Linked DNA regions of Homo sapiens: region 1 is linked to region 2. Evidence: read pairs that join two places in POLR2A ChIA-PET (ENCODE). Cell type or tissue: OCI-LY7. All regions are shown on one strand. Each heading gives the region's core, and the rest is flanking DNA. Links, peaks and the distances in the headings are about the cores only.

Evidence for each region. ChIA-PET counts read pairs that join two places held together with the same protein. Peaks named below come from ENCODE experiments on the same cell type or tissue, not always from the same donor. Only the 100,000 strongest peaks of a DNase experiment are listed, where the experiment ranks them.
Region 1: POLR2A ChIA-PET joins it to region 2 with 11 read pairs; 4 of 35 experiments call an interaction of 5 or more read pairs at or near these places.

The regions. Positions count from the first base shown.
Region 1 is chr18:24,401,151-24,413,369 of GRCh38, reverse strand. It overlaps LOC124904268 (a long non-coding RNA gene), which reads right to left. Exons shown (of 3, transcript XR_007066314.1): 3 at 10,655-12,219. Among named protein-coding and RNA genes, the nearest start is that of OSBPL1A, 9.4 kb to the right of the region's middle. In OCI-LY7, for the core only: no CTCF peak of the experiment used is centred there; no DNase peak of the experiment used is centred there.
Region 2 is chr18:24,456,696-24,468,104 of GRCh38, reverse strand. HRH4 (histamine receptor H4) reads right to left here and starts at 7,468. Exons shown (of 3, transcript NM_021624.4): 1 at 7,184-7,468. The coding sequence starts at 7,376. In OCI-LY7, for the core only: no CTCF peak of the experiment used is centred there; no DNase peak of the experiment used is centred there.

The DNA of each region.
Region 1 (12,219 bases), core at 1,591-9,590, 53 kb after region 2:
GGTGCCGGAATTCTCCACAAAGTGTCAGTGGAGGGTAGGGATGGGCAAGGAAGTGATAGAGACCTTTCCTTTCCTCTTTTCCAGTTTCTACTCTCCTGCTGCTACCTCTCATCCTCTGAACCCAAATTGGAAGCCAGAGAGCAAGGAAGCTCTGATGGTTGATCCCTAGAGACCAGCCTTTCAGGACAGAGAGCAGAATAGAGAAGGGCATGGAATGGATTGGGAGGCAAATGTTTCTCCTTAATTGTTCAGTCAACAGTCAAGCTCGAGTTTGAAGGCATTGAGAGAACACAAACAGATGGTGGATTAGTTCGTTTTCACGCTGCTGATAAAGACATACCCAATACTGGGTAATTTATAAAGAAAAAGAGGTTTAATGGATTCACAGTTCCGTGTGGCTGGGAAGGCCTCACAATTATGGCAGAAGGTGAAAGTTACCTCTTACATGATGGCAGTAAAAAAGAAAGAAGGAGAGCCAAGTGAAAAGGGAAATCCTTCACAAAACCATCAGATCTTGTGAGACTTATTCACTACCACGAGAACAGTATGGGGGAAACCACCCCCATGAGTCAGTTATCTCCCACTTGGTCCCTCCCACAACGTGTGGGAATTATGAGAGCTACAATTCAAGATAAGATTTGGGTGGGGACAAAAAGTGAAACCATATCAGATGAGTAGAAGTGATACAAACCGGCTGGGCGCGTTGGCTCACGCCTGTAATCCCAGCACTTTGGGAGGCTGAGGTGGGCAGATCACTTGAGGTAAGGAGTTCAAGACCAGCCTGGCCAACATGGTGAAACCCTGTCTCTATTGAAAATACAAAAATTAGCTGGGTGTGGTGACACATGCCTGTGATCCCAGCTACTCAGGAGGCCGAGCCAGAAGAATTGCTTCAACCTGGGAGGCGGAGGTTGCAGTGAGCTGAGATAGCACCACTGTACTCCAGCCTAGGTGACAGAGTAAGATTCTGTCTAAAAAAGAAAAAAAAAATTGAAACAAACCACTTCTAGGTCCATCCATAAAACCTCCAGTGCAGACCTGCAGGCTCTCTCTCCCCTTCTGCAGGAATTCTGTGATTCACCTATTGACAGTGGTGGTGCTCACAATGGAAGAAACCTGGAGTGGAACCTCTATCCTTGACTGCATTGCATTATGTTATGAAGCCACCGAGGTTTCAGCTTGTTTGTTTCAAATGTCAGATGGGGGTGCAGTGAGAGACGTGATTAACACTGATGTCTCCCTACTGTGCCTCTCTCCAGATTTCTTCTCTCTTCTGGACTTCTGAGCACTACTCTTTCTGTATCTATAAGACATTTACAAGTGGGTATCTTAGATGTCACATCTTAAACTCAACATTTCACAGCCATTTCATCCTAGTCCAGCGGTGTGAAACAAATTTTTTTTAAAGAAAGAACACTTCAAAGCCAAATTCAAAACATTCTTAGGTGGGGAGTGGTGGCTCATGCATGTAATCCCAGAACTTTGGGAGGCTGAGGTGGGAGGATTGTGTGAGTCCAGGAGTGCGAGACCAGCCTGGGCAATGTAGACTCTACCTCTACAAAAAATAAATAAATAAATAAATATTAGCCAGGGGTAGTGGCAACTGCCTGCAGTCCCAGCTACTTGGGAGGCTGAGGTGGGAGGATTGCTTGAGCCCAGGAGTTTGGGATGCAGTAAGCCATGATCACATCACTGCACTCCAGCCTGGGCAACAGAGACCCAGTCTCTAATTTTTTTTTTTTGAGATGGAGTCTCACTCTGTTGCCCAGGCTGAAGTGCAATGAAGTGATCGCAGCTCACTACAACCTCTGCCTCCTGGGCTCCAGTGATTCTTGTGCCTCAGCCTCCCAAGTAACTGGCTTTACAGGCATGCACCACCACACCCAGCTAATTTTTGTATTTTCAGTAGAGACAGGGTTTTTACCATGTTGGCCAGGCTGGTCTCAAACTGCTGACCTCAAGTGATCTGCTTGCCTCAGCTTCCCAAAGTGCTGGGTTACAAGTGTGAGCCACCACACCCGGCCAAACTCTAAATTAAAAAAAAAAAAAACAAAAACAAAAAAGACCTTCCCCAAACTATCTTGCTTTCATGTATACTCTGCCTATCCAACTTATGTATTCATTAGGTTGGTTATTCAAGAATATTTATCAAGACTTGATCTATGCCATAATTTGGCTATATATTGAAGATATAAAAATAAAGAAGACATAGTTTCTGACTTTAAGAAGCCCATAGCCGGTGGGCACGGTGGCTCACGCCTGTAATCCCAGCACTTTGGGAGGCCGAGGCAGGCAGATCACGAGGTCAGGAGATGGAGACCATCCTGGCTAACACAGTGAAACCCCGTCTCTACTAAAAATACAAAAAATTAGCCAGGCGTGGTGGTGGGCGCCTGTGGTCCCAGCTACTCTGGAGCCTGAGGCAGGAGAATGGCGTGAACCCTGGAGGCAGAGCTTGCAGTGAGCCGAGATCACGCCACTGCATTCCAGCCTGGGCAACACAGCGAGGCTCCATCTCAAAAAAAAAAAAAAAAAAAAAGAAGCCCATAGCCTGTCAGAGTTAAACATATAAACAAATAATTCCTGAGAATGTGTTATGTGCTGTGGTGATACGTCAGTTGCATCCTCTCCTTTATACCCCACATTGACTAAGTCACAAGTACCTTATGTTCTTCATTGGTAGAGTCTGCATTCTCAGGGTGTTCTATTCAAATGATAACCATATTGTCTCTCTGCCTCCATTATCCTTTCTTTTCTCTGGTTGATCCCTTGTACACTGTTGTTAGACTAATGTTCCTTAAACATTCTTTGTCCAGGAATATTATAATATTTCTCCCCCACTGAATCAAGTCTCAGTTCCTCTGCTTGGCTTTCAAAGACTTTTGGATAGCCCCCTAATCTGGCTATTCAATATATTCTTCAGGACTCTCCATTGTAACTGCCAAGCCCTGTCTATTGTTACTTCCCCTCATCAGTCACATTAGCTTACTAATGGAGAAACCAAACTCCATGAAATATTTTAAATAGGTTTGTTCTGAGGCAGTGTAAGTCACCATGACCAGGGAAAATGCAAACCCAAGAAGCCTTGAGTAAGTAGTCTCAAGGCAGTCAGATTACAGCTTGGTTTTATACATTTTAGGGCGGCAGGAGTGATAGGCAAAGACATAAATCAGTAGTACATGGAAGGTATCCATTGGTTCAGCCCAAAAAGGTGGGAGGGATATCTTGAATCGGGAGCTTTCAGGTTACATGTGGATTCAGAGGTTCTTTATTTGCAATTGGTTAAAGGAGTAAGGCTCTGTCTAAAACTTGAAATCAGCAGAAAGGAATGATTGTTTGCAGGTGTGACTTAACCCGCCTTAGGTCTTATTCATAATTTGGTATCTTATTGCCACGAAGAGCCCGTTTTGTTGTGTGTGTGTGTGGTTTTTTTTTTGTTTGTTTTGTTTTTTTTTTTTTGACAGGGTCTCTATCACCCAGGCTGGAGTGTAGTGGCATGATCATGGTTCACTGCAGCCTCGACCTCCTGGGCTCAGGTGTCCCTCCAGCCTCAGCTTCCCATGTAGTTGGGACTATAGGTGTGCACCGCCATGTCCAGCTAATTTTTTTTGTATTTTTTATAGAGACAGGGTTTTGTCATGTTGCCCAGGCTGGTCTCAAACTCCTGAGCTCAAGGGATCCGCCTGCCTCAGCCTCCTAAAGTGCTGGGATTATAGGCGGGAGCCACTGTGCCTGACCTTGTCAGTCTTATTATCTCTATTTTAACATTAATGCTGGTCATTGTGCCTAAACTCCAAAAGGCATGTGGTATAATGAGGCATGTCTCACCTCTCTTCCCATCATGGCCAGGAATTCAGTTTTTTTGGTTTTTTTCTAGAGTCTCCTTGGTCAAGAGGGAGTTCATTCAGTCACTAGGAGGGCTCAGGATTTTATTTTAATTTCTAAGACCCTTCACTTCTTTCTATTCCAGTTGCTCACCTTAGTTCAGGCCATATCACCTCATCCCTATACTACTGCAGGGACATCTTAGCTCCTTGTCCTGACTCCAGACTTTTCCCTTCTACCTATCCTGCCTTCAGCTAACAGAGCTCTCTCATTAAAGCATCCACTGTTCAAAAGCCTCTTCGTCTGCATTCCCAACCTCAGGAAATGGCTCCTCTACATGCCAGTTGCCTGGACCAGACACATGGCAGCCATCCTTTATCTTCCTTGTCCCTCATCCCTCTCATTCAACCATCACCAAGTTCCTTCTGTCCTATCGGCTAAGGACTAAGTTCCTTCTGTCCTGAATCTGCCTACTAATACTTTGCACCATCCCCATAGTTCCTGCAGAAATTCAAGCCACTGCTACCTATTGACTGAGCCCCCTGCAACAGCATCCTTGCTGGTATTCTTGCTTCCAACTTTACCATCTTAGAACCCATTCTCCACATCGCCACCATCTTTATCTCTATGATGGAAATCCAGTACTGTGACTCTCCTGCTTGAAACTGTTTGGGGTTTTAACTCCAAGGCCCTGAGAATGAATCTCAAACTTTATGACACAGTATAGGGCCCTTCGAGATATGGCTCCTGCTTCTCTCTCCAGTCTCATCTCCTCACCCCAGCTGTCTCCAGTACCTTAGGTTCTAACTCACTGAACTACTTCGCTCCTGATAATGAGGGATGTGATTGCTTGCCTGCTACAGTCCTTCTAGCATGTCACTCCCAATATGTGGGATGTTCTGTCCTCCCACCTCTCACCTATTTCTATATATATCTTTTTAAACTCAGCTTCCTTAATGCCAGTTACTAAGTCTTCATCCTTGTATCCCCAGCATGCAGTACAGTGCCTAGCACTTTGTGGGCCCTCCATCCAGAGAAGGTAAATACATTGTGGTCTTATAGCTAGTTAAGACACAGAGAACTGGGATTTGAACCAACTTTCTGATTCTTAATTTTGTGTACATTCCACTTCCCTGTACTGCCTTCTTATAAAACATCTTAGACATAAAACATCTTAGACATAAAGCCCCAGTTCATTTCATTCATTCAACAACCATTTATTGATTTCTGAATATGTGCCATGCACTATGTTAGATAAAAGGGATAAACTGGTAAGCAAGGCATTTCTGCTAAAAGGCCAATCTACTTCTAGATTAAAGATGAAAGATATAGTTAAATCAAGAGTCATTTGCAGACCGTGTGATGATCATAGGAGTAAGTACAAAGTAATAGGATAGCCTATAGGAAGGGCCCCTAACCCAGCCATATGGAGTCAGGAAGGCCTTCGGAGAGAAGTGATTTTTTTTTTTTTTTTTTTTTTAGATGGAGTCTTGCTGTGTCACCCAGGCTGGAGTGCGGTGGCACAACTGGCTCACTGCAACCTCTGCCTCCTGGGTTCAAGCCATTCTCCTGCCTCAGCCTCCCCAGTAGCTGGGATTACAGGCATGCACCACCACGCCCAGCTAATTTTTGTGTTTTAGTAGAGACGGGGTTTCACCATGTTGGCCAGGCTGGTCTTGAACTCCTGACCTCATGATCTGCCTGCCTTGGCCTCCCAAAGTGCTGGGATTACAGGCGTGAGCCACTGCACCTGGGGAGAAGTGGTTTTTAAGCTCAGACTGCATGAAGCATAAATATCAGGAAGACGAAGAAACTGGGAAAGCATTCAGAGCACCAAAGAACAACATGGGCAAAGGCTCTAAGCATCAAATACTGCATCAATACTGGGAACTGAAAGTTGTTCATAATTGCCACAGTGTGAAATACCATGGTGATAGTGATGAGAGATGAGTCTGGACATACGCATGGCTTTATGACGCTAAGGGGTTTAGACTACGTCCCAAAAGATGTAGAGCTGAAGCTGGGAGTGGACTGGTGGTGCTCCTGTGGTCCCAGTTACTAGGAGGCTAAGGCTGGAGGATCCCGTGAGCCAAGGAGTTAGAGGCTGTAGTGCGCACCATGATCGCATGTGTGAATAGCCACTGCACTCCAGCCTGGGCAACATAGCAAGACACTGTCTCTACAAAAAAAAAAAAAAAAAAAAAAAAAAGAGTGAATTTTCAGCAAGGGAATTAATAGATCAGATTTAAATTTTGGAAATGTCATCTGGCTACAAAGTAAAGAATAGATTGGGGTTGTGGAGGCAGGGAGAAAGCCAGGATGGGGAGGATAGAGAAAGAGAGTGCTTACCTCCAAGAAAAAGAATATAAAAAGGAAAGCAAGAGGTTGGGAGGAAGAGGAGAAATTGAACTTTTGGTTGAGTTTCATTAATTGATGTGTGAGTCAGAGGCTCGGAAGTGACATTGGGACCTGAGTTAGAGACTTGGGAGACAGGAGTGTATAGAAAGTTATTGTAGCCATGGAAGCATATGTGCTCTCCTAAGAAGAGTACCAGGGGAAGTAGAGTTTCAGGCAGAACATTCAACAGTTAAGAGAAGAGCCAAGAACTGGGAGCTCAGGAAAACTAACAGAAGAGCATTCTCTGAAGGAGGGAGGGACAGGGTCTCACTCTATCACCCAGGCTGGAATGCAGTGGCATGATCATGGCTCACTGCACCACCTGGGCTAAAATGATCCTCCCATCTCAACTTTCTGAATAGCTGGGATTACAGGTGTGTGCCACCATGCTCAGCTAATTTTTGTTTATTTTTATGTAGAGATGAGCTCTTACTATGTTGCCCAGGCTGGTCTTGAACTCCCTGGGCTCCAGTGATCCTTCTGCCTTGGCCTCCCAAACTGTTGGGATTATAGGCATGAGCCACTGCGCCTGGCAGCAAGGACAGTTTCAATGGAGTTGTGGGACCAGAAATGAGAGTGGAGAGGAAATAGAGAGTGCCAGTGTAGACTACTCTTTCAAGTAGTTAACTCTGAAGGAGGAATGAAAAAAATGGTGCCATCTGGCAGGAGGGTTTTTAAAGATGGCAGACATTAGAGAACATTTATGTAGCAGGTACATTTTGAGAGCACTTGAAGATCTAGGAGAGAGCGAGTTGATGGAATGAGGTTGCTGAAGAGGCAAAGGGAGGAATTATATGAACATCTGTGGAAGCTCCAATCTTAGGATGGATCCCTCTTCCATTTTAACAGAAAAGGGAAAAGAAGAAATTATATAGGTGCTGAAAGATTTGTTGGTTTGGTGGTAAGAAGTTTGGAGGGCCTTCATCTAATGGCTTTTGTTTTCTTGGTAAAGTAAGAGGTGAAGTCACCTGTTGAGACTGTGGAAGGGAGCTATGGGAAAGGGATTTGAGGAGAGTGAAGAAAGTTACCTGAAGGGCAGGAAATAAAGCACAGCTCTAACTCCTTTTCTCCTCACTTGATTCCCCTTTCTCCCTAAACCATCTTCTGCTGGATATAAATTTGTGATCGTCTGTGTGGAGGTGACATGAAGCCATGTCACCTCCACACAGACGATCACAAATTTATATATCTAGTCCAGAATTTACATCTGAACTCCCATCTGTCATCCACACTTGGGTATCTCAAAGGCTCCTTCAACTACCTGTCCCTCTAGCTTTGGCTCAGGACTGACTAGGGAAGGACAAAGGATAGAAGATTGTTGGGCCTTCCTGAGAATCCAGTCAGTGTTTTGTTTCATGCATTTGCATTGTGGTCTATTGTGTGCAAGGTCCTCCTCTACCTTTTGTGTCCACAGTCCTCTACCTTGGTCAGTTTTGCTTATACTATTTCATTTGCATAACATGTTCTCTAATCATTTCCATATGTTGAAATCCTATCCATCTTAAGCATTTAACTTTTGTCTTAGTCTGTTTTCTGCTTCTATCACAGAATATCACAGACCGGGTAACATATAGAATAGAAATGTATTTGCCTCTCAGTTCTGGAGGCTGGGAAGTCTAAGAGCATAGCACTGCATCTGATTAGGGCTGTGTCGTCCAATGGTGGAAGGGCACCATGTGGAGAGGAGGTGCAAGCATGAGATAGAGCAGGATTGGAGGCTGAACTTGATCCTTTTATCAGGAACCCACCCCGATGATAACTAACTCACTTCCCAAATAACAGCATTAATCCATTCATGAGGGTGGAGCTATCATGACCTAATCACCTCTTAAAGGTCCCACCTCTTAATACTGTTACAGTGGCAATTAGGTTTTTAATACATGAACTTTTTGGGGACACATTCAAACCATTGCAACTTTAAAACTCACCTTTTCTGTAAAGCATTCACTGATCATCCCCTACTGAAAACAGACAAAGCCAAAAAACTTTCTTCCTCTTATTTCTCCTTTATCTGTACTTTTCTCATGGTTATTATTATTTTTTAATTTCTTCATATACCTGCTGATTTACAAGTCTTATTTCATCTTATCTGTATTTCTAGATTAAGTCCTTGAAGAGAAGGACTGTTATTGGATTTATCTTTTATCTCTCACCAAGCCTAAAACAGTGTCTGGCACGTATATCCACTCACAAAATCATCTCATTTACTAAGTTAATATGTATATATTTACTGACTTATGAATAAATGAATTAATCAATGATGAAAACAAACTCTCTGTTCTGGTAAGTCTTTTTTTTTTTTTTTTTTTAAGATGAGGTCTCACTCTGCTGCTCAGGCTGGAGTGCAGTGGCGCAATCACAGCCCACTACAGCCTTGTCCTCCCCAGGCTCAGGTGATCCTCCCACTTCAGATTTGTATTTTTAGTAGAGATGGGGGTTTTTCCATGTTGCCAAGGCTGTCTATTAAGTCTTTACATGTCATTATCTCAATCTTCTTTCCATTGGTAATGCTATACAACATCATGGATATTTGTGGACGATTCAAAAATCTGTTACTAAAATAGCCCTGAGCTCTTGTTCAAAGTATATTCTCATATTTTGTTTCTTGCTGCTTCTCTCAAATGTGCTATGTTGAGGGTACTCATTTCCCGTTTCCTGGTGTTTCCTATACAAAGCTGAGGCTAAGTGTAAATACCATGACTTCTTTTCTTTTTTTTTTTTTTTTTTGAGACGGAATCTCACTCTGTCACCCAGGCTGGAGTGCAGTGGCGTGATCTCTGCTCACTGCAAGCTCCGCCTCCAGAGTTCACCCCATTCTCCTGCCTCAGCCTCCCTAGTACCTGGGACCACAGGCGCCTGCCACCATGCCTGGCTAATTTTTTTTTTGTATTTTTAGTAGAGATGGGGTTTTGCCATGTTAGCCAGGATGGTCTCGATCTCCTGACCTCATGATCCGCCCACCTCGGCCTCCCGAAGTGCTGGGATTACAGGCGTGAGCCACCGCACTCGGCCAATACCATGACTTCTAAATGTCTTCTCTATTCTAGTCCTCCTAAATCCTTTAGAATTTATTTTACTTACCATTTTTGGCTGTTATGGCTTGTCTTTTTTATGAGTTTTAATTGTATACTTTGCCTACCAAATTAGATTATAAACTTCATGAGGCCAGGAATTTGTATATAAATGTATAACTTCTTTGCTGCACTCCCTGCTTTCTTTCTCCAATCTAACTCCACCACCTCCTTCCCCCTGGTCTCTATTAAGTGAGAAAAATTAGCTACCACCAGACAGCAGTGGAGAGGTCAGAGATGACATGTATGGAAAAAAGGCCATAGGTTTAGAAAAATTGATATTATAATAGGACTTACTAAGATAAGACTTTCCTACCCTCTTTGGCTTCACAGAAAAAGTTGTGATTTGTTTAATTCTGTGTTAGTCTAACTGTGTTAGACTACCATGACTAGTTGGAGCATGAAGATGGGTTGAGACATGGGGGAATGTAAGCCTGGAAAAGAAATATCAAGGTAGCTCATGACTGTTGTCTTCAAACATTTTTGTTTTTTTTGAGACAGCCTCTAACTCTGTTGCCAGTGCTGGAGTGCAGTGGCACGATCATGGCTCACTGCAGCCTCGACCTTCTGGGCTCCGGTGATCCTCCGGTCTCAGTCTCAGACTACAGGTGTGTGCCACCATGCCCAGCCTTTTTTTTTTTTTTTTTTTTTTTTTTGGTAGAGACAAGGTTTTGTCATGTTGCCCAGGCTTGTCTTGAGCTCCTGGGCTCAAACGATCTGCCCGCCTGGACCTCGCAAAGTGCTGGAATTATAGGCGTGAGCCACCATGCCTGGCCCCGCATTCTTAATGTTGGAAAACAAATGGTTGGGCTGCACTGTGAAGTAGTGACCTGCCTGTCTGGAAAGTTCCCAGCCACAGACAGGGGTGGGAAAACTTCTTCCTAATGTGATTGAGGACAGTCTGGCTTTAGGCTTGAGGTTGAACTAGATTATTTCTGAGGACTCTAACAAATCTAACACCAGGAGTCAGTGATTTGGTTCATACTTCCAATTTAGGCCCAGAGACTGCCGGCCCATGAAGTTCCCACCCTTGATCTTTGTGACTTCAGTGAATAAAGTAAAATCACCTTCTATTGTAACTCATTGAGAATGGGGCCTTTGACCTGTATTAGGTGCTGACAGGTGACTGAGATATAGATAGCGGTGGTTAGTAGGTATCTGGAAAAGAGATGTATTTCAGAAGAGTCAGAAGAGCGAAGAACAACATGAGACCCTGAAGAGATGGCTGTTGAAAGGAAAGGAGGTATCCACAAGGTTGTTGGTTACAGATTAAAATGGGAGAGATGAGAACAGGAAAGGGGGTAGTAATGGTGTATTAGGCTCTTTCTGGGCTCAAGGAATAGAAAAACACTCAGGTTACATCAGATAAAGAGTAAGAATTTATTGCAACAATACAGAGACATAAAAGCAGAGACATCACGCTGCTGCAGAAGGTTGTTGAAGATTTAACTGCAGCCCACCATTCTGGACCTCTCAGCAGGGGGCGCCATCCTTTGCTCCCTACCCTAGTGTTTCCGCACTCTGGGGTCTCAATCATTCTCTCTCTGCTCTTGCTTCTGCCGCTCCTGGTCATCTTTTCTGTATTCTCCTTTAGGCTGTCCCATGGCTTCTGCTTACTCTCTGCTCTCACTTCCCTCTGTGAGCCTTTCTGCATCTACCTTGACTAAGGACTGTCCTTTGCATGCGTCACGGTTAAACCTACCCAAGAGAGAAATCTAGATGGTTCAATGCTACTCAGTATAGAGATTTCCTGTTGGGCAAAGCACATATACCAGGCCTTTGGTAAGCCTAATAGAAAGGTGCCATTTAGGAGGCCCTGCTCTTGCTCCTTCAGCTGAGCCAAGAATTGTAGGTTGCATAATGAAGTCCTCAAAAAGGGGCAATAGGCAGGGCAGACTTTCCAAGGCTTCCTAGAAGGGGTCATGTGACTGTCAGGCACACTGCTTGAGCAGACAATTAGGGATAGAAAAGCGGAATATATTCTTTTTTGTTTGTTTGTTTGTTTGTTTTTTGAGGCAGGGTCTCTGTCTCCCAGGCTGAAGTGCAGTGATGTGATCTCAGTTCACTGCAGCCTCCACCTGCCAGGTTCAAGTGATCCTCCCACCTCAGCCTCCTCAGTAGCTGGGACTACAGGCCACACCACCATGCCTGGCTAATTTTTGTTTTGTAGAGACAGAGTTTCTCCATGTTGACCAGGCTAAGCAGGGTATATTCATGATGAATAAAGAAAGGCCAGGTGAGGTGGTTCATGCCTGTAATCCCAGCACTTTGGGAGGCCAAGGTGGGCAGATTGCTCAAACCAGAGTTTGAGACCACCCTGGGCAACATAGTGTGACCCTGTCTCTATAAAAAATAAACAAAAGTTAGCTGGGCATGGTGGCTCGCGCCAGTAGTCCCAGCTACTTGGGAGGCTGAGGTGGGAGAACTGCTTGAGCCTGAGAGGTTGAGGCTGCAGTGAGCCATGATCATGCCACTGTACTCTAGCCTGGGTGACAGAGCAAGACCCTCGTCTCAAAAATAAAAAAAATAAAGAAAAAAAAAAAGAAAAAGCAAGCTAAGGGCTAAAGGTTGAGTTGAAAATGTTGCCCAAGGAGAACATACCTTATGGGAAAAGCTATGAAAGACTATCTCTCAACTTTGCTTCTTCTGAAGAAAGACAAAAGGATAGGAAAATGAAAATAATTGGAACATATTCTTTCCCAGTGTTGGCACTGAGGAAAAACTATAGACTATTCCTACTACCCACATCCCCAGGAGTGCCCTAATCCGGCCTTTGCCAAGCCAGATTTCCAGCTGTTTCTTTGATGTCTGAGTGATATATTCTTTATTTGCTTAAGTTAGCCAGCACCAGTGCTTGCTGCTTACAACCAAGAAACTCTACAGAAGACATAAGGGTCTCTTCCAAACTTTTTGTGTGGGGAACCAG
Region 2 (11,409 bases), core at 3,410-11,409:
TTCCTGGAACAAACCCCCCACAGACACCAAGGGGCGACTGTACTTTCAATGGCTCCTTTCTACTTTCCAAATTAAGTACAGGTCTTGTATTTCTAGCCACAGGCAGCATAAATCATCTTTACTTTTTTCATGCTCTAACCCCAACAGGATGGACCACCCTTCCCCCAAACACATGGCACATTTTCACATCTCTTTTTTCTCTGCCAACATCATTCTTTCTTCCCAAAATGTCCACCTGTCTTCTACTAAAAAGTCAATTCAGGCCGGGCACGGTGGCCCACACCTGTAATCCCAGCCCTCTGGGAGGCCGAGGCAGGTGGATCAACTGAGGTCAGGAGTTCAAGACCAGCCTGCCCAACATGGTGAAACCTCATCTCTACTAAAAATACAAAAATTAGCTGGGCATGGTGGTGCACGCCTGTAATCCCAGTTATTCAGGAGGCTGAGGCAAGAGAACCGCTTGAACCCGGGAGATGGAGGTTGCAGTGAACTGAGATGGGGCCACTGCACTCCATCCTGGGTGACAGAGCAAAACTCTGTCTCAAAAAAATGAAAATAAAAAATAAATAAAAAGTCCATTCACTTCTTTCTCATTTTTCACTGAGGCCAAAAAGTGACCTCCTCCATGCCCTCTTTCTTGGAGCTTCCTCAGTGGAAGTGACCCCTCTGTCCTCTGCACTTTCCTGGTTCTTTGCTCATCTTTCCCTCTCTCATGCATTAATTACATTCTACTTTTATATCATAGTCATCTTTTTAGTCTGTCTCTCCTGAGGATTAGGGTCATATCGCAAATCAATCTTTGTATTTCCTACAACCTCTAGAGTTGGCCAATGACTTGTACATTTCACTTAAATTAGTAACAGCTAATATGTCTTATACAATTACCATATGGCAGACCCTGTGCTGTGTGCATTGCAAATGTCACCTCATTTCATCTTCATAGAAACTTTGTGAGGAAGGGACCATGCTGAGTTAACAGTTAAAGAACCTAAAGCTCAGAAAAGAGATAATTAGACCAAGGTCCACTCAACTAGCAAGTGGAGAAGATTGCATCTGAAACCAGGGATTGTGATTTCAGAACCTCTGACTTTACCTGCAACTCTTCACTGCATGAACAAATAGATAAGCTCTACCACAGTGATTCAGCCCAGCATAGAAACTGCTTAACTGAAAAGTGACGAAACGAGGTTCCTTTTCCTTTAGCTTTTAGGGGTTTGTAATTGCATTGGCATTTCAGACAGGTGTGATTAGTTGCTAAGAATATGATCTATTAAGTGGAAGCTGAGATGAAATCTTACTTTGTTGAGTTACTTCAAATGTATCAGGTACTTCCAGGAATTCCCATTTTTTCATGAGAACCAAATTAGTCTATTATTAAGAATAGTAAAGTTAAAGGAAAAGGAAAGGAAGAAGGAAAGCCTGCATTCTCCAAAACAAGACCACATGAGGCTATAATGGCATGGTTTCAGAACCAGTGGAAGGTAGTGCTAAACCCTAGTATTCTGTCCCTAGGTACAAGACACCACAGAGATGAAGAGTTGCGTGGTCAGTTCTTATATGTAGTTTAAATAACCTGTTTGTTTCATGTTTCAATTATATTTTTAATGATAAGTAAACTTCCTTAGGGTGCCTTTCATCTCCAGAGTATGTGTGTGTATGTCTATGGTATAAAATAGGTCACTGGCTGAGAGTGGTGGCTCATGCCTGTAATTCCAGCACCTTGGGAGGCTGAGGCAGGTAGCTCACTTGAGCTCAGGAGTTGGAGACCAGCCTGGGCAACATGGCAAAACCCTATTTCTACAAAAAAAAAAAAAAAATACAAAAATTAGCTGGACATGGTGGCACAAGCCTGTAGTTCCAGCTAACCAGGAGGTTGAGGCAGGAGGATCATTTGAGCCAGGGAGGTCAAGGCTGGAGTGAGCCATGATCACGCCACTGCACTCCAGCCTGGGCAACAGAGTGAGACCCTGCCTCAAAAATAAATAAATATATATATATAAAATAATATAGGTCACCAGGTCCACTTGAGGTAAATCAAAGTATCCCAAAACAGACATTTATTATATTTCAGCCCACGGTTGTGGCTTCCAATGTTCCCAACATGAGTATTTTCAACACTGGAACTCATTTCTTTCACAGAATGAGAAAGAAGAGAGATACTAGTAATGCATTCTAGACACCACTGACTGAGAGGTTCAGGGCAGGGGGTGGGAGGTAAATGCTCTTTGTCACACGCTTTCTGATTTATGCAAAAGAGGAAAGGTGTGTTCAAAAGCCTAGGAGCTGCTGGAAACAGTGGTTAGCTGAAGACAGGCTCTAGGATATTCCTTTGGTTTTCATAACCCCCACTGTGCTGTCACCCTGAATTCTAGGTAATGCTTCCGTACTTGTGTCATGCTCAGTTCCTCTGTCTTGTTGAGCAACAGAGATGTCTGTGGCTCGTTCCGAACGAGTTGCAAAAAAACGGAATCTGAACTATTTCTCTAATATACCTACTCTGAAGTGTTTCTACACCTTCGATTCTGGAATTGTGTTTTTGGGTCAAATGGAGCTGATAAGTAAAACTAAGAGCCAGTTTCTTGAAAAGATTAAGACAAAAGTAAAAGAAAACAAGCTATATGCCCCCACCTCCGCAGTCCCACTCCTACTTCTCACCCCTCAATCACTCCATCCCAGCCGTTCTGGCCTCCAATGCACCACCCACCCTTCTGCCTCAGATCCTGCGCACCTGCTGTTCCTTGGCGTGAAATGCTCTTCCCCCAAGGGCGCCTTCTGTTTGCTCAAATGTCTTTCCTTTTTGTTTTGTTTGTTTGTTTTTTGACGCAGTCTGGCTCTGTCACCCAAGTCGGAGTGCAGTAGCATGATCTCGACTCACTGCAACCTCCACCTCCTGGGTTCAGGTGATTCTCCTGCCTCAGCCTCTTGAGTAACTGGGATTACAGGCACACGCCACCACGCCCGGCTAATTTTTGTATTTTTAGTAGAGATTGGAATTTCACCATATTGGCCAGGCTGGTCTCGAACTCCTGGCCTCAAGTGATCCACCCACCTTGGCCTCTCAAAGTGCTGGGATTACAGATGTGAGCCACCACGCCCAGGCTTCAAATGTGTCTTTCTCAGTAAATTCTAGCTCCAAGGTTTAAAATTGCAGCCCCACTCCCAGCACACTCCCTTTCCCTCCTCTCTGCATTTTTTTCAGTAGCAATTATCACCCTCTAAAATACTATAAAATTTGTCTTAGTTATTTTTCTTGTTTATTTTCTGTCTCCATGCCCCTGCTCCCAGTAGAAACAGAAGCATCATGAGGGCAGGGATTTTCACGTGTATTTTTACTGCTCTATCCCCAGCACCTCAGAAAGTGCCTCCTTCAAAAGAAATAATTGTTGGATGAACAAATAGATGAGGATGGAGAAGCCCAGTTTGCTTTAAAATTGCCACCCATCTGGCATCGTCCCTTCTTTCTAAGCCAGCTAAGAAGCTATATCTTCCATGAGAAAATGGCAATCAAAAGATGGCAGGAGCTAAAATCCCCAAGTAAATCCTTTGGGCCGCCAGAGGAATGTGTGGATGATGGTGAGTGCACAGAGGGTGTTATGGCCTGAATGTGTATGTGCCCTCCCCAAATTCACATGTTGGAGCTCTAACCCCCCATGTGGCTATATTTGGAACTAAGACCTTCAAGGACAAAATTAAGAGTAAAACAGTTCATAAGAGTGGGGCCCTGATCCAATAGTGTGCTTATAAGAGGAGACAACAGAGAGCTCACTCTCTCTCTCTGTGCGCACTCAGAGAAAGGCCTCTTGAGGACGCAGGTAGACGGCAGCCGTCTGCAAGCCAGAAAGACAGCCCTCATCAGGAACCAATATTGGCCAGAATCTTGATCTGGGATGTCCCCAGCTCCAGAACTGTGAGAAAATAAATGTCAGTTGTTTAAGCCACCCAGTCTAGGGTATTTTGTTATGGCAGCCTGAGCAGATAAATACAGAAGGCCAGAAAAGAGTCTTGAACTCAGGCATACAGGTATCAAGATAAATTCTGCCATCCTGAACACTTGGTTCAGGCTCTGATAGCAGCAACCACCTTTATCCCCTGAAGATCCTGTCCAGCCATCTGTCACATGGTCATGTAGGCCACAAACGCCAACACAACATGGGGATGAGAAGAAAGTACCCACAAATGGAAACACTGGTTACATGGTAACACTTTTATTGATATTGATGTAGATATAGATAGTATGTTTCCCAAAATAGTATACAGATGAGGTGTATTTATATAACGTCCGGTATAGCTAGTACTAGAATTTTTCCTCAATAAATCTTTGCTCTCAACAGTAAATTCAGCCTGAGAAATTAGCAACTTGGGTGCCACAAATTTAGATTCTCCGCAGAGGGCCAGTTCTGAAACCTGGGGGGAAGAGGGCATTCAGCCAGCAAAGCCACAGTTCCAAGCACATGTGAGGGTCTAATCTGCCCTGCCATGGTCACATGGCTCTGGAGCTCTGGATCTCATGACCCCAAATGTTAAGAATCAATGGCTAACAGCTGCAGAAAACCTCTCACGAGTTCTGCCCTGCATGCTCACCACGTCCACGCCTTCTTCCAGGCTGAGACAAAAGGTTCATTTCCCAGCATGGCAAAGGAGAAAGAACAGCACTGCCAGAAAACTTGAATCCTGTTACAAAAAGCTCCCAGGGACTGTGTCATGGTGAGCCCTGCATTAAATATGCAGACCTCTGGATGAAGCTGGCAGGAGGCAGGGGAGATGTGAGGGATGAGGCTGGCAGGCAGATGAAAGGAGACTCTGACCTGCACCCAACTCCTTTAATCAGGAGCAAAAGAAATTATCAGAATTATATCTTCACCCACCTGCTGATGGAGGAGATCACCAGGACTGCTGAATAACTACATCTGCAGGGCCATTTTCCAAAGACAAGCTCAAGCCCTTGAGGGTGGGACTGCCATGATGCTGGTCTTGGGCCAGACATGGAGACATTTTTACCTAGAACCATCTTGATTCAAAAGCTTCAGGCCCCAGGCTCTCTCAGCTGTCTCACCCTTCCCACCCTAAAACTGGGGCAGTCAGGGCCTCACTCCCTTTGGGTTAGTAAAAGCACATCATCTATTTTAAGTGATGACTGTCATCTAAAAGTCACAAGATCCTGTGAAGAAGGAAGAAGCAAAGGATACATATATTTATAGTGGAACTTTCTCTATGTTCACATAAATAAACTCGTGTATTTGTACATGTTTATGGGAGCACAGAGAATGATGTGGAAGGATCTACATCAAGCAGCAAATGTTGGTTACCTGAAGGGACAGAATTGAGGAAACAAATGTGGAGACAGTGCATTTTTTCAATACTTCTTTATGGGTTAGCTGCCTTTATGTGTCATTTCTATGCCATGACTCCTAAATCAATCTCCCCAACTAGAATTTTTCTCCAGAACTTTCAGTGCAACATCAGAACCAGAGCTGTCCTGCCCAAATACTTCCTGTTTCTTTGAAGAGCACCGTACCGTTCTTAGTCTCAGAAGCCCAATCTTTAACTCAGCTTTCTCTTTTCCCGCCCAACCACACCCTTAGCTGCTCTGCCTGTTGGCCTTCCTTTCCAATCATCCTAGCTCAGGTCCTAACTGCATGATTTCTGCCTAGATTGCTGCAGGATCATCTCTGAAAGCATGCCGCCCCACACTCCAGTTTCCCCATTTCCTACGGCTCTTCCGATGTCTCTAAAGTAAAGCTTTGATCTGTTCAACCACTCTCCTGTTTTAAAATCTTTAAATCTCCACAAGGCCTGCTGAATAAATTCCACTCCACACTCACGCTGGTATTTAAAGGCCCTCACTTTATAGATTTCATCTTCATCTCTACGGCTCCCCTGCACCTATCTGCACACCAGCCAGCTCCAAGCTCACTCACCCTTAGGAAGATAAGCACAATGATTTTCTACCAGCATGCCTTTGCTCATTCTTGGAGCAAAGAATCCTTCGCCCTATCTCTGACTATGGAAATTCTATCCATCTTTCAAAGTTCATGTTAAATGCCTCTATTCGCTAACTAAACGTGCTTTATCCCTCCTCCAAGTGACCATAGCACTTCTTAGGTCTTCGTGGGGTCTCGTGTTACTCTATACTGCTATAGTCATTTCTGAACATCTCTTGTCCACTCTTCTACATCAAAAACTTACTGGAAGAGACTAACCTAATCTTCTATAGATCCCTTGATTACCTAATAGTGCTTGCATACCTAGCAGTATTATACAGGCTAGATACTATACTAACATTTGTGACCTAGATTGGGGTTGACCCATATCTGCAGAGAAATTAAAAAAAAAAAAAAAAGAGAACTAACATTTGTTGAGTAACAACTGTATTCCAGGGAATGAACTAAGTATTTTGTGTGTTTATTTCACTTTAACATAAATGTAAGCTTTATGTAGTTATAGACAAAAATAATCTGAATATGCCAGATTAAATTATACTAGAAACTCCTGTAAAATAGTATCATCAGCTGACATTTCTGTACATCTACTTATTATGATAAGCATTGTTTAAAAATAAGAAGCATCAGGCAGTGAAAAATTATAAAGTGCGTGTTTTCAGAGAAAGTTGGTTTGATTTCTATGGTCTCTTAACGATGATATAATGCTATGATATCATATTATATGCAAGGCAGTTTACAGTTGGGTATATTTTACAAAATTCTATGCCATATCATTAAATTAATACTATTAATCATATTATTTAATTGATCTGAATACGCTATTTTCTGATTGCACTGGTTACTAGCATATACATAATTTCTTATTACTCCAACATTGTGATACCAACAAAACCATATTTACTTAAAGAGGAATACTTATAAGCCTAAACATATGAGGAAAATAGCACCAGAAACAAGTAACTCTTACATTAAAATTTTGGAGCTATACTGGACTTATCTTTATTCTATAAAAAGAAAATAAACTGTTTTCAGCTGAAAATTCCCCTACCACACTGATTTACATATGTATAACATTCCCTTACAGTGCCATATAGCCCCCTCCAAAATTTAATACTTAAACTTTTTGTGTTTATTTTTCCCCAGTTGTATACAGTCCCCTGAAATAACAAAAGCTTATTTTAAGGATTTAGAAATAAATTAAAATCGGAAAAGACTGTCTTAAATAAAGACATATAACTTACCCACAAAGAAGTCAGAGATGGCCAAGTTAAGAAAAAAATAACTACTTCGATGTCTAAGGTTTTTGTCCACCACAAAAGCTAAAATGACCAAAGCATTTCCTAGCATTATAGCAAAAGCTACTAAGGACATAAAAAATGCTAAAGTAACACGAGTGCTTAGTGATAAATTGATTGTGCTATTAGTATCTGGCATCACATCAAATGATGAAGAAGGTCAAATTAGCAAATTAATCCAGCCAGACAATTCTGACAAGTATGTTTTCTAATCACATACCTAAAATGTGTAGTCTTCCACTCAAAACAACACTGTTTTAATCTAATGCTGATCTCATAGTACTTCCTGATTCTTGATAAAGTAAGCTTGTGGTAACAGTTTCCCTTTAACTGACACTGAGAAAGTATTTCCAAAAAACAGTGAAATGTTTTACCTTAAACATTTTACTGTGATGCATCCATCTCCATTATTAGAATAAAATCATGTAATATCTATAAAATATAATCATTATACAGGAAATAAATTGGGCTCACACAAGGTTCATTGTTGTTGTTGTTGTTGTTGTTGTTGTTGTTGTTGTTGTTGTTTGGAGATGGAGTCTTACTCTGTTGCCCAGGCTGGAGGCCACTGATGTGAGCTCGGCTCATTGCAACCTCTGTCTCCCAGGTTCAGGCGATTCTCCTGCCTCAGCCTTCCAAGTAGCTGGGATTCCAGGCACTCATCACCATGCCCAGCTAATTTTTGTTATTTCTTGTAGAGATGGGGTTTCACCATGTTGACCAGGTTGGTCTTGAGCTCATGACCTAAAGTGATCCACCCACCTCGGCCTCCCAAAATGCTGGGATTATAGGCATGAGCCACCACACCAGGCCATTTTTAAAACTCGTGTAGATTCAGTTCAATATTCTCATCTGGCCATGATGGAGTAACAGGGGCTGAATTTCACAATCCCATCTGAAACAGCCAAAAAACTAGACAATGGTTTTCAAGGCACTTGTCATTAACAAGGAAGGACGGTGATCCCTGAGAGAACGGATGAGGTCTGCAGTTGCCCCACCTTACTATCTTGAGAGTTCCCAGGGCATGGGCAGAGAGGGGAAATCCAGGCAGAGCCCAGGAGACTCCCTGGGATGAGGAAATGGAGTTGAGAGTACAGGAGTACCAGAGAGGATTCTGAACTGCAGAGCCACACTGAGCAGAACTCCAGAGATCTGCAGAGGACCCCCTTCAAGTATTCACCAGAGTACTGATTAGCACTTGTGGAGGAACTGTTTTTAGGCAAGAAAAAGAACCACTCGAAAATATTAGAGGCAATAGTACCCAATGCTCACAGAGGGCTGGTTATAGTGCCTGCTCCCATTAGCCAAATGGAAAAAGTTCCTAATTCATGGGACGTTGGGCAGTACATTCAGAAGGGTCTTGCCTCAGTAGTCAGGAATAATTAGCCCTATACTAAATATTTCTTGGGTTCTTCCTAGCAAATCTTAAAAGCAAAACCTGAAAGGATCAAACTGTTTCCAAGCAGCTTAATTGCAACCCTGAACACAGCTCAAGAATATTTATATAACATAAAAATATCCAGTACCCAACAATGTAAAACTACAATGTCTTAAATCCAATTAAAAATTATCTGACATGCCAAGAAGCAGGCAAATGTGATCTATAATAAGGGGAAAAACATCAATCAATTGAAGTCAACTCAGAAATCACACAGATATTAGAATTAACAGACAAGAACATTAAAATAGTCAGATGGAATATGGAAAAACGAAAATGGAATATAGCTGTATTCCATATTTTCAAAAAGATATGTAAAGATATAGAAGATTTTTTAATCAAACATCTAGAAATAAAAACTAGAAGGTCTGGACTAAACATACATTGGAAAGGATTAATGGCAGAGATTGCAGAAGATAAGATTAGTGAACTTAAACATGTAATGATATAATCCACCTACAATGAAACACAGAGATAAAAGAGATTTTTTTTAATTAACAGTGTATCACTAAGGTAGAAGACAACTTCAAGTGACTTAATATATGTCTAATAGGAGTCCCAGGAGGAAAGGAGAAAGGAAAGGACAGAAAAAAATTTGAAGAATCAATGGTTAAAACGTTTCAAAATGTGATGAGAAATATAAACCAAGAAGCTCAATGAACCCCAAACACAAGAAACAAAGAAAACTACACAAGGTATATCAAATAAAATTGCTCAAAACCAGTGTGAAAAAGAAAAGCTTAAGAACAGCAGGGGTTGAGGGGGGACACATAACATACAAAATAAGAAAGGTATGAGTGTCAGCATGTTTCTCATCAGAAGCAACAGAAGCAGAAAAACAGTGGCTGCAATATCTCTCAAATGTTGAAAGGAAAAAAAACTCAACCTAGAATTCTATATTTAGTAAAAAAAAAGAAAGTTTCATAAACAAAGACAAAATAAAGGGTTTTTAGATATATGAGAGCTGAAATAATTCACCACCAGCAAACTTGCTCTACAAGAAATGGTAAAGGAAGTTCTTCAAGCAGAAGGAAAATGATGCCAAATGCAAAAATGACTCTACACAAAGAAAGGAAGAGTAACAGAAATGGAGATTTTCTTGCTGGCCCTCCTAATAGAACATAAGTTGCTAAAGGGCAGAGACTGCACTTTGTTTCATTTTGTTTTTGTTACTTTTTTGTTTAAGTATATGTATAAGTCACAAATTGATAATTGATTAATTTTTACAAGCTGAACATAACCATGTAACCACCACCCACACCCTTTTCCAGTTACTCAGCCCTCATGGGTAAGCATTATCTGGACATTTAAAAACATAAGTTGATTTTGCATATTTTTATTTTATAAATGCAATTGTACATTCAAAAATTATATAAAATACTTCTTCATATATATTCATTCTATGTGATCCACATTTGGTTGATTAAATTATTTAAAAATCTTTGCATTCTGCTCTATCATAATTTATTAATGCCATTTGCTTATAAATTTATTAAAATGAAGATAAAAAGCAATTAATTGTTGTATTAGTCCATTTTCACACAGCTATAAAGACATACCTAAGACTGGATAATTTATAAAGAAAAGAGGTTTAATTGACTCCCAGTTTCACATGGCAGGGGAGGCCTCAGGAAAACACAGTCATGGTGGAAGGGGAAGCAGGCATGTCTTACACGGCAGCAGGCAAGAGAGAGCATGTGAGCACACAGCATGGGGGAACTGCCCCCATCATCCAATTACTTCCCTCCCTCGACACATGAGGACTACAATTCAAGATGAGATTTGGGTGGGGACATAGCCAAACCATATTAATTACATTTTCCCTTTCTTAATAATTTCACTGGGGGGAAAAAAACTATTATTTCTCATGTGCCAATCATAACCTGAGCCAGAAACTCCTTTACTGTATAATTCCAACTAATATGTATTCATTAGATATCCACTTCAAAAGCAAGACCAGAACCAGATTTTTTTAAAGGCAAATACCTGAGTTCAGAACCTACATCTTTTTCAGTTTAAAATTCACTGCCAAAAAGATGCAGTTTCCCACAGGAGAAAGACTCTGAGGAAGCAAGGGGCAAACTGAGATTCTCCCAACCCATCCCATTCCCCTACGTCAGACTTCAGAGAAACATAGAATTTTGGAAGACTTCTACCTTTTTTGTTTGTTTGTTTTTGAGACACAGTCTTGTTCTGTCACCCAGGCTGAGGTGCAGTGGCACAATCTCGGCTCACTGCAACCTCTGCCTCCCAGGTTCAAGCAATTCTCCTGCCTCAGCCTCCTGAGTAGCTGGGATTACAAGTGTGTGTCACCACGCCTGGCTAATTTTTGTATTTTTTGGTAGAGACAGGGTTTCACCATGTTGGCCAGGCTGGTCTCAAACTCCTGGCCTCAATTGATCTGCCCACCTCAGCCTCCCAAAGTGTTGTGCTGGAATTACAGGTGTGAGCCACCATGTCCAGCCAATTTCTACCTTTTTAACTGATCTAAACTGAAGATTAGTTAGATCGTAGTAAAGTCAACTGATGGCACTCAGTTTACTGCTCACATAGGCAATGACATGCAAAATAACATTGTATTCAATGGACTTATATTTATCACTTTCAAAGTCGTGGGTTAAAAGGAAATTGAAATGAATAACTAAAGTACCTGTTTAAGAAGGTGGGCGTAACAAAGAATCAAATGACTAGTCTACAAGCCTGCAGCTTTGTGTTTTGCAACTGTAGGTAAGGG